Linked DNA regions of Homo sapiens: region 2 is linked to region 1. The links are chromatin loops, found by intact Hi-C in ENCODE. Cell type or tissue: B cell. All regions are shown on one strand. Each heading gives the region's core, and the rest is flanking DNA. Links, peaks and the distances in the headings are about the cores only. Region 1 holds the start of SMIM10L2A (small integral membrane protein 10 like 2A). Region 2 overlaps ZNF75D (zinc finger protein 75D).

Evidence for each region. Peaks named below come from ENCODE experiments on the same cell type or tissue, not always from the same donor. Only the 100,000 strongest peaks of a DNase experiment are listed, where the experiment ranks them.
Region 2: a loop joins it to region 1, with 5 times the contacts of the local background. A loop is called at or near these places in 4 of 110 quality-filtered maps.

Annotation. Positions count from the first base shown.
Region 1 is chrX:135,416,776-135,425,109 of GRCh38, reverse strand. It overlaps SMIM10L2A (small integral membrane protein 10 like 2A), which reads right to left and starts at 3,166. Exons shown (of 2, transcript NM_203306.3): 1 at 2,380-3,166; 2 at 1-1,477. The coding sequence starts at 2,978. The coding sequence ends at 2,742. RefSeq lists a silencer at 2,876-3,105. In B cell, for the core only: no CTCF peak of the experiment used is centred there; a DNase peak (open chromatin) is centred at 3,319; H3K4me3 peaks cover 1,381 bases.
Region 2 is chrX:135,292,204-135,300,537 of GRCh38, reverse strand. It overlaps ZNF75D (zinc finger protein 75D), which reads left to right. Exons shown (of 7, transcript NM_007131.5): 2 at 4,499-4,770; 3 at 6,280-6,808; 4 at 8,065-8,257. The coding sequence starts at 6,398. It also overlaps the pseudogene LOC100421043. Among named protein-coding and RNA genes, the nearest start is that of ETDC, 13 kb to the left of the region's middle. In B cell, for the core only: a CTCF peak has its summit at 4,642; a DNase peak (open chromatin) is centred at 4,697; H3K4me3 peaks cover 1,624 bases; H3K27ac peaks cover 927 bases.

The DNA of each region.
Region 1 (8,334 bases), core at 119-8,118:
CCAGTCACCCAGAGGGTGACACCAGGGTTTGAAAGGGCCACATCTGTGCATCAGACACAAGGAGGCTCCTCACTCCTCTTCTCCAGCCCTGTGTCACTCTTGTCCCATAGAGGCTGCCCCCAAAGATCTGTTGGGGGGACCAGCAGGCTGACAGACCCCCAGAGGTGGTCCAGGGTGGATAGGGTTGGGGTGGATGAGAGGGGCCAGCAGGGTCAGGGGTTCCCAAGAAACTTGGGACAAGGGGGCATGTCATCAGGCCCTGGATGTGGGAGACTGCAAGGGTCATGAGGCAGCCACTGTCCAGCCGCTTCTGGCATGAGGCAGGCGGACAGCTTCATTCAGGACCTGAGTCCAGTGGGCAGCTGAGGAGGGTACATAGTAGGTGGCTGGGCCACTCTGTCCCTGGAGCTGGCCAGACTGCTGCAGTTTTCAGTCCCAGGAACTGAGAACGTGGCGCCCGGGGTACCAGTGCAAGAGATGCGGAAATGGGGATAGATGGTAAGGGCGAGGGTCCCTTCCCGGCTCCCCTCTGGGCTGCTCCTGAGCATTGTACACCAGTTAGCAGCACACCAGGGGGCCCCCAGGAGCAATCCAAGCCGTGAGGATGAGATTCTCCTGTGTGATCCTGGGGATGGGGGGTCGAGCTTGAGGAGAGAGAATTGGGGTCATGCCATGGGTCTCAGCCCCAGCCCACCCCAGGTTTATCCCTTCACCCTCCTGGTTATGTCGTGTCTCCAGGAGCCACAACACCAAGATCACCCCCACTTGCCCACCAAACTGGGAGGCTTGTGCCACTTCACTGCTGAGGAGCCCTTGGTGAAGCTCCAGGTGGGGTGAGAGGCTAGGATGTGGGGGACAGCTTGGCTCCCCAGGGGTCCTGGGGCTCATCTCTCCTGTCTCCCATCTCAGCTGTCCGTCCTCCTGATCTTCCCTGTGACTTTCCGTACTGCTCCAAGGAAAGCGACATTCCTAGATTCCCTACCCCTGGGCCCCTCTCTCCCTTGGTGCCCCAGGAGCCCTATGCTCCCCTCTCCACTTCCCCCTCCCTCCTCCCACCATGCCAGGTCTTGAAGAAGACTGGGGAGGGGTGTGGGGGCCTGCAGGCCCAGGGGCACACGCAGTTCCTCCTCCTCCTATCTGCATGTCAAGGGCAAATCCACCCCTCCCTGAAGCCTCAGTTTCCTCTGTCATTAGGAGGGGGAAATACACCTCTCTCACAGTGCTGCTAGCAGATTTCAGTTCCCAGGGAACTCAGACCTTCCTTCCCAAGCCAGGACTCGATCACTGGGCACCCCCACCCCTGTGAGCCTTTGTCCATGCTGTGCCTCTACTAGGAAGGCCCTTCTTCTCCTCTTGTTCAGGCCCTTCACGCTGCCTCTGCCCAGGCAAGTTCCAGGGCCAGAGGTGCCCCTGGGCAGGGATGTGACTCTTGGCAAGGCCAGAGAAGGGGCGGGTCACCGCCTACAAATGCCAATGCCTGAAAGAGAAAGAAAGAGATGGGGACCTCAGTTGCCTGGCCACCAGACACGTCCTTGCTTCCCCCGGGAATGGCCTCCTCTGCAAGCCCCTCCTCCATCTGCTCTGCCCACCCCAGGCTGAGAGCTGCTGTGTGCTCAGGCAGGTCTCCTTTTCCCAGATCACTTCAGTACACAGTAGGCTTCTAGAGGCCGTCTGGGGCTGGAGGATGGGACTCTGGCCCTGGGAGGGCCTTGCTAGCTAGGGGCCTTAGGGAGCATGGGCTGACATGGCAGAAGAGCAAGACTAGGGGAGGGGACGGTAGGAATGCGTCTCTCCCACTCTTCCCTGTCTCCAAATGCAGAGCTTGGGGGGTGCCCTCATGTAGGGGTAGGGGAACATAAGGGACAGCAGGAGCAGGCAGAGACCAGTCCTCTGGCCCCAAAGACAGGGCAGGAGGCAGTTTTGCCAAGGGCTGTGCAGGAGCTGCAGAGAGACCCAGGGCTGAGGGCTGAGAACAGATATGGGGCTCAACCTAGAAGAGAACCGTCCTCCCTATGCCCACCGACTGGTGGGGAAGAGAAGGGTGGGGGCATCGTTGCTCCTCTAGGGCCTTCCGGGGCCGCCCCCAGCCCATTACCCTCCATTCCTCAGGGTTCAGGGGACACCCTGGGGGCCTCTGCAGAAAGGGAGGCAGGCACTGGGGCGTGGGCGGGAGGGGGCCGCCCCTCACCCTATCCTGCAATCATGACTGGGGAGGAGGGGAGAGCCTGCGGCTGCCTTTCCTTTCCCCACCTGGGCTCCACAGCTCTTCTGGCTGGTTTGCCCCGGTGCCTTCCATACTTCCCCCTGACCGCCAACACGCCCTGACATCTGAAGGGCAGAGCCACCGCCCCTCTCCCATTCCAACCTGTCGCCTCCTACCTTTCTGCTCCGGGCCTGGAAAGTCAAGTCGCCGCAGCAGAATTCCCTCCTTCTGGTTTCCCCCTCTTTGGCCAATATGAGGCAACAGGTCGGCCGAGCCCAGGTAGTTTCTGGAGCCCGATGGCAGGGGCCCATTCAGTGCGTTTCTGCGCGATCCAGGGCCCCCGGGCTGAGACCGCAGCCGGGGCCAGGGCTGGGCCGTCGTGCCCTGGCGGCGTAGGTCTAGAGTCCAGGGGTCCGAGCCGCCCCGCCTCCGCCCCCCGCCGCGGCCCAGCTTTCCTTCATGCCGGCGACCCGGCCGGGGGCGGGCGGGGACACGGGCGCCCCTTCAGCCGGGCCTTCGCCGCCGCCGCCGCCGGCGCTCACTCGATCCGCACCTGCAGGCGGACGTTAAGCATCACCGAGGCCACGATGTAGAAGTAGGGGAAGTTCATGCGCAGCCGCCAGGCCAGGTCGAAGAAGGTGAGCAGCGTGCGCGTGAGCCCCTTGCAGAAGGCGCCGTACGAGCCTCGGGCCGCAGCTGAGCGCGACAGCCGCACCGCCAGGCCAGACAGGGCCGCCGCAGCCGCCGCTGCAGACAGAGCCGCCGACGCCGCCATGGGCCCGGGCCCCGCGCAGGCCCCGCCGACCGACTGACCCGCTCGAGCGCGAGCCTCAGGGCGGTGGGACCCGAGCACTAGTGCACCCAGCGGGTCGCCCAGAGCCGCGGCCGCCCCGCCCCCGTGTTCCCAAGGCCGAGCGGGGCTCAGGCGGCCGCTGCCTCGGCCCCACCTCCACGATCCCGCACACGCCGCCCCCTCCACACCTCCTCACTGCGGGGGGCCACCCCCCCGAACCCCCACCCCGAACCCCCCCAGGCCAGCATAGGTCCGCCGCTGGCTTAGCCACGCCCCCAACCGGGAGCCGCAGAGAGGCCGTCAGCGCTGCGACCCCGCCTGCTCGACGTGCCCCGCAGGCTCAGCTCCGCCCACTGCCCCGTCCCGCCCACACAGCCCCGCCTCTTTCCGGGCGCCTCCGGAGGCTGGAGTGGATTGAAGGGCGGAGCTGCCAGGGATCGCTTTGAGACCATTTCCCAGGGTGGAGCGGCAGTGGAGGAGGACAATCTGGGCCGCTACGCTGATTCTGTATAGAAAGCACGTGCAGAAGCCTCTGCCTGTTCATATCACCTCCCTTCTCCCACGGTCTCCCCTGAAAACTGGCCAGCCAAGCCATTATATCTTTCTTTAATTCGCATGGTGCAGTAACTGCGCTACAGAGTGCCATCAAGCCCACATGCGTGCATTTTTCCCTTTCTGGTATATTTGCTGGTCACGTATATCTCTTTATTGGCGAATTTCCCCATTGTCCTTCCCTTTCTAAGCACTCTTCTTAATCCATTGTTTGCCATGGTGGTTGCACAAGGTCGTCTTGGGTTTTCATTTGCTCTTGTTTATGGCCTTTTTGTTTGTTTGTTGCCAGTGTGCTTAAAAGCCCTTTCGTGGTTTCATTCAATCTTTATTAAACGTAAACCAGTCAAAACCCAGTAGCGTTTTTTCAGACTGTTTTAATGATGTGGGGAAATGCTCTCACTTCGTTATGGTCATGACTTTTGAAAAACTGTCGGCAAGAAAGAAGTAGGTTCACCCAACCCCATCCCAGTTTTCACAACAAAGGTTGACGTGGGTATTTAAGAACTCTCAAAATACCTGTTCACCGTCACGCCTGATCATCTCTATGGTATCCCACGTAACTGAGGAACGCAGCGGATCCATTTACACTGATTGAGCAATTGTCCTACCTACATGATCAAGAAAAAAAAAATCCAGTTCCAGAATCACTGGATTCTGGTTATTGTGTGGACATCACGATTTTATCAACAACGCAACACATCCATGCATGGGTATACATGCATCAAAAAAAAAAATGCCAGGGCAGGAGGCTGGGCGTGGTTTTTCTTTTCTTTCTTTTTCTCTTTTCTATTCTTTTTTTTCTTTTTTTTTCTTTTCTTTTTTTTTTTTTTTGAGACTAAGTCTCACTCTGTCTTCCACGCTGATGATCTCAGCTCACTGCTGTCTCTGCCTCCCAGGTTCAAGCGATTCTCTTGCCTCAGCCTCCTAAGTAGCTGGGACTACAGGCACGCGACACCACGCCTGGCTAATTTTTGTATTTTTAGTATTTTTAATAGAGATAGGGTTCACCATGTTGGCCAAGCTGATCTGGAACTCCTGATCTCAGGTTATCCGCTTACCTCGGCCTCCCAAATTGCTGGGATTATAGGCGTGCAATCTCGGCATTTTGGGAAGCCAAGATGGGAGGATCACTTAAGGCTGGGCCTGTTTACCAAGGTCCTCGTCTCTACAAAAAAAAATAAAATATATTAGTGGGGTGTGGTAGCATATGCCTGTAGTCCCAGCTACACAGGAGGCTGAAGTGGGAGGATCGCTTGAGCCCAGGAGTTCAATGTTACTGTAAGCTATGATCCTGCCACTGTACGATGGAGTGAGACTGCCTCTACTACAAAAAAGAAAAAGCCAGGGCAGATATATCAAATTGCTCTATATTGTTCTGGTTAAGACAATAGGGAGACTTAAACTTTTTACTTCGCTCTATATGTCTGTATGTCCAAATGTATGTCTGTACATATTCCTTGTATAATACAATGAAAAAAATTAGTAATATTTGAAAAAGAAAGGGCCATAGAAATATAGACTTAAGGCACATAGAAACCCATTGTTCCAGACTGGCTAGAACCCCATTCATTTGCAGACCCTGTTGCTTCCAGCCATTTCTGAAACCTCTCCTTGGCCTCATCTCATTTATTTTTTAACATTTTGTTTGTAAATAATTATAGACTCACAGGAAATTTCAAAAATAGTACCAAAAAAGACCTTGTGCCTTTTATCCAGCTTCCCTCAACAGTAACATTTTTTGTTGATGTAATATAACATCAAAATCAAGAATTGAAATTGATACATTACTGTTTACCAGACTGCAGGCCTGATTTCACTTGGAATATTTTTTTAAACCTGCATTAATGTGTGGGTGTGCACACATATAGTCCTAACAATTTTACACCATCTAAAGATTTGTGTAACCACAACTACAATGAAGATACAAAAGTATTCCATTACCCAAAAAAAACCTCCTTTGGGTTACCTCTTTGCACTCACATTCAGCCACTCTGCACATATTATGTTAGATTTATTTCATCCTCTTTGCAGTGACTGCTAGTGGTATTGTGAGTTTGATTACATGTCAAACATTTGGTTTCCATGTGTTCATTGTTAATATATAGAACTGCAACTAATATTTTAATTACATTATTAATCTTGAGATAATTGTAGATTTACATGCAATTTTAGGAAAAAATACAGAGAGATCCCATGTTCCCTTTAACCAGTTCCACTGGTTAATATCTTTCAAAACTACAGTACAATATCATAATCAGGATGTTGATATTGACACAATCCATCTATCCTATTCAGAATTCCCTCAAGCTGCCCTTTTTTGACCAAATCTGCTTCCATCCTGCTCTCCCTCCTTAATGACTGGCAACCACTAATGTGTTGTCTATTTCTATAATTTTATCATTTCAAGAATGTTAAACAAATGGAATGATACAACATTGTAACCTTTGGGAATTGACATTTTTCACTCAATATCATTCTCTAGAGAATCATCCAAGTTGTTGGGGGTGTGAAGTGTCAATAGTTCTTTATTTCTTTTTGCTGCTGAGTAGTACTCCTTGGTGTAGTTGTACCACAGTTTGTCTAACCATTCACCCAGAGTATTCCCAGTTTTGGCTATTAGAAATAAAGCTGCTATGAATATTAATTTACAGCTTATTGCGTGAAGATAAATGCCCATTTCTCTGGGATAAATGTCTAAGTGTGATTGCTAGGTCATAAGGTGCATGTTAGGTTTTGTAAGACTCTACCAAACTGTTTCCTGAGTGGCTCTAGCATTTTATATTCCCACCAGTAATTTATGAGTGTGTTGATTCTCTGCATCCTTGCCAGCATTTGGTGTTATCACTATTTTTTATTTTAAACATTTTGATAGGCGTATAGTGATATATGATTCGGCAAATACCAATAATGAAGGTGAAAAATCATTTTATGTGCTTATTTTCCATCTGTTTATCCTTTTTGGTAAAATGTTTTTTGCCATTTTCTAGTTGGACTGTTTTCTATGCTTAAATCTCGAGACTTCTTTATATTTTCTAGATACGAGTCCTTTAACAGATATGTGGTCTGCAAATTTTCCTCCCATTCTGTAGTTTGTCTTTTCATTCTGTTATTAAGGGCATTATCTGAGCAAAAGACTTAAATTTTGATGAAGTACCATTTATTGGTCCTTTTTATTTATGGATCATGGTTTTGATGTCATGTGTAAGAACTCTTTACCAAGCCCTAGGTCCTAAAGATTTTCTCCTGCGTTTTCTTTTTGAAGTTTTGTAGTTTTATATTTCACATTTAAATTTGTGCCCCACTTTGAGTTAACTTTGGTATAATATTTGAGGTTTAGGTCCAGGTTCAATTTTCATTTATGGATGTCTAATTGTTAGAGCCCAATTTGTTGGAAAGGGTATCCTTCCTCCACTGAGCTTCTTTTTCATCTTTGTCAAAAATCGGACTTGGGTCTCTTTCTATGTCCTCTATTCTGTTGTATTGGCCTATGTGTCTATTCTTTCTACAGTACCACACTGTCTTTATTACTGTTTGGATATAGTACGTGTTAATATGGGAATATTAGTCCATTCACATACTGCTATAAAGAAATACCTGAGACTGGCTAATTTATAAAGAAAAGAGGTTTAAGTGGCTCACGGTTCTGTAGGCTGTGCAAGAAGCATAGCAGCTTCTGTTTCTGGGGAGGCCTCAGGAAGCTTACAATCATGGCAGAAGGCAAAGGGGGAGCAGGCACATCACATGGGTGGAGCAGGAGAAAGAGAGAGAGCGGGCTGGGGGGTGCCACACACTTTTAAACAAGCAGATCTCGTGAGAACTCACTATGATGACAACAGCACCAAGGGGATGGTGCTAAACCACTCATGAGAAACCACCCCCATGATCCAATCACCTCCCACCAGGCCCCACATCCAAGATTGGGGATTACAATTTTACATGAGTTTTGGGCGAGGACACACATCCAGACCACATCAATGGGGTAGCATGACTTTTCTCTATTTTTTTGAACATTTCTTTAGCTACTCTAGGGCTTGTGCCTGTCCATATACAATTTAGAATAAGCTGATCTATGGGTACAAAAAGGCTTGCTGAAAATTGTGTTCAATTTAAAGACCAATTTTGGGGAAAATTGACATAGTTTCTGTGTGGATTCTTCAAATCCAAGAACACAGTATGTTTCTTCATTTATTTAGATATTCTTAATTTCATCAAAACTGTAGAATATTCAGCATTCAGATCCTATATATGTTTGTTAAATATACTCCTAAGTACTCACTTTCTTTGAAGCAATTATACATGATTTTATGTTTCTAATTTCAGTTTCCACATGCTTGTTCATTGTTAGTATGTAGAAATATGATAATTTTTTTTTTGTTCATCTTGTATCCTGCAACCTAGCTGAACTTTTTTTCTTACTTCTTGTGAGACAGGAATAATGCAGTGTGGTCGCAGAAGAATAGAAAATTCCAGACAACAGTTTCAGATGACTAGCAAAAGGAAACTGCTGAAATAGCAGCAGAAGCTAGGGGCTGATTAGACCCTAAAAAACCAGGGTATGGACCAAGCTGGCTAAGACCAATTGGACCCAACACAGTGCTGGATTTGACCTAGGTGTTACCTAGGACGTCATTATACCGTCATTAACATAGTAAATCACACATCCACTAGCACCAGGACAGTTCCAGGAACACCCATATTTGGTGTAAAAATGGGTGGTGCCACAGTTTCAAGAAATCTCTAACCTTTTGTGGGAATCTCTGTGAATATTCCACCCCTTGATTAAAGA
Region 2 (8,334 bases), core at 69-8,068, 120 kb after region 1:
CTGAACTCATGATCCACCAGCCTCAGCCTCCCAAAGTGCTAGGATTACAGGCATGAGCCACCGCACGCAGCCAAATTGTGTGATTTTTAAGTTGACACAATGAAGGTCCACTTCTGACTTTCCCCTTTTGCATAGGGTCCATTTGGCCCTGAGCTGTCAATTTCCAAGTGTGAATGCTACCTACTTTGTCCCATCACTTTATGCCTGGAAAAAAGTGCAGGGGCAAGGACAAGGGGAAGCTTTATAACATTCAGTTCATTTCCTTCTTCTGCTTCTTTGTATAAGAAAGGGCCAACTTTTGATCATTTTTTGTTCAGCTGTGACATTCTGCTGCAAAAAGAAGATTGAACACCGAATACCACATTAATATGGTATTCCTAGATGACTTATTTGCAGAAACTGACCTGTTTATCCTAAAATTCATATGGAAATTCAAGGGACCCAGAGTCTAAAACAATTTTGAAAAAGGAGAACAAAGATATAAGATTCATATTTTGTAATTTCAAAACTTACTACAAAGCAACAGTAATCTAGACAGTGTGGTATTTGCATAAGACTAGACATTTAGATCAATAGAATAGAATTGAAAGTTCAGAAACAAAGCCATACACCTTGAGTTAACTGATTTTCACCAAGGGTGCCAAAACAATTTAATAGGGAAAGAATAGTCTTTCAACAAATTATGCTAGGTCAACTGAATATCCATATGCAAAAAAAAGAAGTTGTACCTCTATCTTAGATCATACACAAAAATTAACTCAAAATGGATGAAAGATCTAAATAAATTAGGGGCTAACATTATAAAACGTCTAAAAGAAAACACAGGTGTAAATGTTTGTGCCCTTGGATTAGGTGGCTGGTTTTTCAGATGTGACATAAGAAACTAAAGAAAAAATAGATAAACTGGCCATTACAAAATTAAAATCTTTTGTGCAGCAGAGGACACCATCAAGAATGTTGAAAGTTAATCCACAGAATGGAAGAAAAATGTGCAAATTATATGTCTGGCTTGTGTCTAGAATATATAAACAATGATTACAACTCAATAATAAAAGACAAATAACAGTTAAAAATGAGCAAAGGATCTGAAAAAAGTTTCTCCAAAGAAAATATACAAATGCCTAATAAGCACATGAAAATATGCTCAATATCATTAATTATAAGGGAAATGCAAATCAAAGCACAATGAGATGTCAGGATACACTCACTAAGATGGATATAATTTAAAAAGGCATGTAATAACAAGTGTTAGCAAGAATGTAGAGAAATTAGAACCCTCACACAGTACTGGGGGGAATGTAAAATGGTGTAGTCCCTTTGGAAAATAGTCTGGCAGCTCCTCAAATGTTTAAACATAAAGTTAACATATGATCTAGCAATTACACCACTACAAATGTATGTAAAATAAATAAAAATATATGTCCACACAAAATTTGTCCACAAATGTTCATAGCAGCATTATACATAATGGTCAAAAATTGAAAAAATTCAAATACCAATTAACTGATGAATGGATAAACAAAATGTCATATATCCACACAATGGTATATTATTCAGCAGTAAAAAAGAATGAAGTAATGACACATGTTACAATATGGATGAAGCTTGAAACCATTATGCTTAAGGAAAAAAGGGAGACACAAAAGATCACATATCATATGATTCCATTTATATGAAATATCCAGGACAGGGAAATGTATAGAGAAGAAAAAGTAGATCAGTGGTTGCCTAGGGTTGGTGCTGATTGGGAGGTGGGGGATGACAGGAAATGAGAAGTTAAAGCTGCATGGTTCAATATTTTTTTGCGGGGTGAGGTAAATATTCTATAATTGATTGCCACATTGGTTACACAACTCTTTGAGTATATTTAAAAAACACTGATATTTAGAATACTTTAAATGAATGAATTATGTGATTTGTGAATTATATCATAATTTAGCTGTTTAAAAAATTCTAATTACTAGAACCAGAAATCAAAGTCATGTTTAACAACTCACTATTATGAGGCCTTGATTTTGAAAGCTACCAATTTTAGAATTGAATCTACTCTGAAACTGTTCAGAGTAGATTCTACTTGTTTGATTAATACTTGTTGCATCTCCTTCGGCATGAAATGAAACCTTTAAAATTCAGTTGTAAAATAAAAAAAAATCAGTGAGGTTGTCCAACCTCTGTCTCACAGCACATCATTTAAATTTAGCCATCTGTTGTTGTTCTTCATCAGTCTCTCCTCTTTTTTTGAACAACTTCCTTTGTAATCACAAATTTGAGAGGGGGAAGGTAACCCTTTTCTTCATTCTCATTTATATCCTATCTTTTTCTAAGTTGGTTTCCAGTTTTCCATATTTCTCGAAAATTGATCTACATTTTTCCTCCTCTAAGCTGCTATTGGCTGAATGTGTACACCCAAAACTCCTAGGTGGAATCTGTAATCCCCAATGTGATGGTATTTGGAGGTGGGGCCTTTGGCAGGTAATCAGGTTTAGATGGGGTCATTAGTATGGAGCCCCCATGATGGGATTAATGCCCTTATGGAAAAAAAGAAAAAAAGACATCAGATCTCAGTCTGTCTCTTTGCATATACACACAATGAAAAGGCCTTGTGAAGACATGACTAGGAAGAAGACCCTTACCATAAACCCAACAACAATGCTGGCACCCTGATGTCAGACTTCCAGTTTCCAGACCATGAGAAATGTTTACTGGTTAAGCCTTCATCATTTTCAGATTCCTTTCTGTAAAGACGTCTTAGGTATTTGCTATAGTTGTTTGTTTTACTCCATCTCAACTTTGCTCACTTAAAAATTACGCATTCTTGGTTTGTGGGTTTGACTTTGGAAACTCTTTTTCCTTCTTTATCTTGCTCATCATGACCTTATTCAAAATTACAATATTCTCTTTAAGTTGCTTCCACCTATAAAGTTGTTTGCAGCTCAAGATCACACCTTGATTTATTGGGTGAATCAAGGTTGAAGTGTTTAGGGGAAAGAAAATGACTTTTATCTGACCATCCTCACTGGTTAGTGATTCATTGAAATGTAAGCCTGGGGATTATACAGAAGTCACAGTGCCCTGACTTCCTCTTCATTGAGTTATAAAATGTTATGTTGAAAATGCCTGACTTGAAGAATATAGTTTTGAAAGAACCATTCTGAAGACGATGCTCTGATGAACCAAACATTTTTACTAAGTTTATATATCATAGATAATGCACTGTGTCCTTTTACACACCTTTGGGGAGCTTCGATTTTGAATGATGATTGACTTTAACTTAGTGTCATCTGCATTTATATATAGAATCAAACAGGTGCTTTTTACTTTCCTCCTGGACATGCAGACATCTCTTTGGCTTGTCTGAGTGGTTTTTCACACTGGCTTCCAAAATATGTCAGTTTCATCCCCATTGTAAAACTAAGCTACACCCAGTTTCTCCTGTTTAGATTCACATTGGCAATTTTTGTCCAAATGGCTCAACACTTGGTAAATACTGAAAACTTGGAGAATACTGACAACCCAAGATATTCAGCTTCTTAGAAAGATGATTCTGTAAATATGAAATACCTTGCCCAGAGAACTATGCTAAGCACTGCAGGAGATAAAGATGGAAGCAAGATTTCTGTCCTCCAGGGAAAGCATAATGTAGTAGAAAAAGGACAGGATATGACAACAGGATACCTAAATTCCTGGCTAAAATCTGCCACTGGTAATCTATGTGACCCTGAACATGAAGTAGTAGGTGAAGTCATGTCATGTCATACCATTTCAAATTATTTATATGTCAAAGAGAAGTATAAATGGGACCTATCTCAAAAGGTTAAAATCTACCTAACAAGAATAAAACAAGATAATGGTTGGGGAGCACATGTCTGATAACTAGAATATGGTTTTGAAAATGTAAGGGACTGTTGTTTCTGATCTAGCGAGAGGCTTGACCAGGATCAAATTGCCTTTTACTCAAGGAGGCTTTTGATAAGTCTAGTGACTACAGCTGGAGCTCTCTCTGGCTGGGACTCAGGAAGGCCCAGAACACAGCTCTGCCCACAAGAGTGCTGAACTGGTTCTGACTTTGTGAGCCACTCTTCCGTGGCCCCTAGACCTTTGAGGTGGCATCTCTTACTGGGTGAGGCTCCTGGTAGAATGGGCTGCCAGCCGCCAGGAAGCCAGCAGGAACAATCTGGATGCACAATACGTGGCAAATCAGGGATAGGAGACCTTGGCACCAGGAGTCTGTAAGCTACATGGCTCCCAGGGAAGAGCCATTTGAGGGGCTCCTCTAGGCTTCCAGCAGGGCTAGAGACTCGGTAGCATTAACTCTTTCTTGCATCCAGGACCTAACTGGAGCAGGAGGCTGGTTCTTCTGGGATGGAAAGGACCCCCGGGACAGTTCCTAACTTGGCTAGGCTGAGACTTCGCAGGTAGAGGGAGGGGGATAGCTGGGCGTAGCTGTCACAAAGCCACCGGAAATGCATCTTTCATTTTCTGGTTGATTCCGGTTCAGGTCCACAGAACTCGACCCTGGAAGAGAGAGTCGGGGTCAGGTCTTCGGGAGGTGGAGGGATCGAATGAGGGAACTGATATTCCAAGACTCCCCACATCTTGGAGCTTCACTCGCCAGGCATCCCGCGCTTTCCTGACGTCGCTTCCCCTAGTGGTGCAGCAGCGGAGAGCTTTGCTACCCAGAGCAGCAGGGAGGCGTGGCCACAGAGGCAGAGGCGTAGTCGAGCCGAGGAAGAGGAAAGTGGCCTCCGGGGAAGCCAGAGCTGACTGAAGGTAACCGAGAAGCTGATTTTCTCTTTAGATTCGTTTTAGCGATCCCCTGAGAAATACCGGCCGCTCCTGCCAGTTGCAGCCTTTGGGGCTGCTGCGTAGCAGGGAATGAGGGTGGGGGATGTGATACAGTATTTTTCAGTGGGCAGTGGCGCCACTGACAGGCGGCAGGTCGCCTGGAGAGCTGGTGGGAGTTGTCCACAGCGAGGCCGCCTGGCCGCAGGCTCCTACAGCCACTTCTTACCTATGGAAGCAACTTCTTTCTACCGGATGTACAAATATAACCCAGGGATACTAGTGAAGCACACTCAAAGGTTGCCCACGTTCAGAGTTCTTGTGGGCATCCCTGTGGTTGATCTATAAGTTGTAGTGAATCAGGGATGGGGATTTGGGGCAGTAATGTCTACCACCACACTCAGCGAAACTTCCTGATTTTTGATGGCTTATGAACATAACACCAAAGAAAGGGTCATTTCAACATTAAAGACAATGGCTTCTGCTGACAAAAAAATGTAAGAAGTGTTCCTGTACCTCCTGAGCCTGAATGGTCAGCAAGGAGCCAACCATTTTTTTGAATACCTGTGGCATCCTTGAAAGAATTTTGTTACTGTTTCTGCTGGATCACCTCAGGGAAAATCAGTTTTGAGGACATGTTAAGTCAGGAGAAAGGTTACCATTACTAAGACCCTTCCCATCTATAAAGAACCTTAATCATCACCATCTCTCTTTCTTTTTTGTTTTTAACCACCTGACATTTGTATATATGTAAAGGAAGACCATCTGTAAATTTTTCCAGTTAAAGTAAACAAAAAATTTAATACGCAAGTACAAACCTGTGCAGTGCCCTTTATAAGTCTTTCGAAGAAGTACTACACCCTGCCACATCAAATGTTGATGATCTGCTTGCTTAGCGGGAGGGCATTTGCTTACTTTTTCTCTAATTACTTTACTTCTACTCTGATCTTGCTGTCTCAGTTCTCCTACCAGCATTGATACAGTATAAAAGGGAATATTAAGAGTTCCATTTAGTAAAAGGCTTCAATCTAAATGAGATGAAGGGATATAGAAACTGTTTTTCCTCTGACTAAAGAAAAATGATTGGGATGATCTGTTAAAGTTTCGAGAAACTCAAATAGGCCCTATTTGCCAATATAGGACAGGAAACCCACAGATTAAGTATTGGATAATCTCAAAGCTCCTTTTGGCCAATTGGTGCCAGTTTTCTCACCCACCAATCTTTCCTCAACTGTTAAAAAAAAAAACAGGAAATACATTGATTGACATTTGTCTTCTCTTAGCTGTGCTTTGTTTCAAAGTTGAAAAACAAAGAAAAGGAGAGAAACTTACCTCCTGAGTAATCTAATCATGAATGTTCTAATTCTTGGCAGTTGATTTTAAAGAAGAAGCCAGACAGGAACTTTTCTCTTCATTTTCCTCTAACAATAAATAGCAAGTAAATATGTGTCATGTGATTTTCTTCTTGACATGTACTTTTCTTCTGCTCTCCCTCAGTGCTCTTGGGAAGAACAATTCATTGATTTGGTACCAACCTGATGCACCCTGATTTGTCAAAGGTGGTACCAGGTGGGTGTCAGTGTCACATACAAGAGTAAAACTGTTCCTAGAGCAAATGGCGATGAGAGAGCTGAACGCGGATTCATGCTCAAGCCCCCAGATGGGGGCTATGTGGGAGACTAGTGGGTCTGTGAAAGAGAACTCCAGTCAGAGTAAGAAATACAGCACAAAAATAGAGAATCTTGGTCCTGAGAGCGCTTGCAGGCACTTCTGGAGCTTCCGTTATCATGAAGCAACCGGACCGCTTGAGACTATCAGCCAACTTCAGAAATTGTGCCATCAGTGGCTGAGGCCAGAGATCCACTCAAAAGAGCAGATCTTGGAAATGCTGGTGTTAGAGCAGTTCCTGAGCATTCTGCCCAAGGAGACCCAGAACTGGGTGCAGAAGCATCATCCACAGAATGTCAAACAGGCTCTGGTCCTGGTGGAATTCTTGCAGAGGGAGCCTGATGGAACAAAGAATGAGGTAAGAAGAAAGATTGCCTACATGTACAATGAAGTAGGATAAAAGTGGATATATCAGAATGGAGGAGTTATCAGAGAATTAGACAGATTAAGTCGCTCTTCTGTTGCTCCTTTAGGACAGCTAGCAAGGATCTGAAATGACATACATGCATCAATAGTCCACAGGTTTCAAGATTTCTGGCAGAGCCTTTCCTTGTCTTAGAGAAAATAAATGCATTTTGTCTTCTCTAGGGCCAGGGTGAATTGATGGTGGTGGGCCTAGTCTGGCATGGGCAAGGACAAGAGTTGAGTTCTTAGAAAAAGAGAAATAAAGGGCAAGAAAGAGTTGGGAAAGGGGAGAAGATCCACAAGATGGGCAGCACTTACAGAGACCAAAGGAGAGAGAGGTTAGCAAACAGAAGTATGAATCAAGCGGCTCTGGGGAGACTGCAAAGAAAGAGAACAAAATGGAAAGAAAAAAAGGAAACAAGGATATGGAAAGACGACAATTGCCAACAGAGAAGTGGAGGGAATCAGGATGCTAAGGGGTAGTATCTTCTATAGCAGAAACACACATCTCTGGGCTGGGAGGAAAGAGCCTCCATTGCCCTCACTTAGTGGCTTGTCATTGGCCCTTCTGGTGAGTGGGAAACCAAGGTTTGTCCTTGGAAGATGGCAGCACACTTTCTTTTTTCAGGAGCCTACCTTGAAAAATCCAGGGCAGGCCATATTTTTGGTGTCTTATTACTACCAAATCATGTGAAGAGAGATTAGAGCCCAACTCTTCTCCCCATTTATTCTTCCATCCATCTCCATTCCCTGTGAAATTCTTTCCTGGAGGATTGGAAACTGGCTAACAGGAAAGTTTATTTCACTCAATTCCTTTTCTTTTACAGAAAACCAAAAGATAAAAATTCACTAAAACAAGGATCCAAGTCAAGAAAGTAAACCAGTGAAAGTTCCCCAGCAGGGGAACAGGCTGCCTACCCAACTCTGCTAGTGGCTTGAGCCAGGGCTCTGTGCATCTGGGTGGGGGCCACTGGGTTGGGGGGCGGGGATCTGCAGTAGTCACAGCTTTTTCTATTTTATCCTAATTATCCCAGATTTTGAGTATAGTTCTTTATGAGAACATAGTGGCACAATACCTCTTCATTCTTTTTATTACTTCTCTAATGTCATGCATTCCCCAAATCTGGGCTCTGCTCTTGTTCCTCCCTCCACTACCACCCCAAAACCAAAAGTAAGTTCTGTGCTAATGAGGATGGGGATTATTTCTAGGTCACAGCCCATGAGCTGGGAAAGGAGGCAGTGCTCTTGGGAGGAACAGCAGTGGCCCCAGGCTTCAAGTGGAAGCCAGCAGAGCCCCAACCAATGGGTGTGTTCCAGAAAGAATATTGGAATACATACCGGGTACTACAAGAACAGCTGGGCTGGAACACTCACAAAGAAACCCAGCCTGTATATGAAAGAGGTGAGGAGCTTCATCATAATTGTCTTCTCCTGGGAGCTGTGGTAGTAATTAGTTCACCTAGAATGTCCTGGGAATTT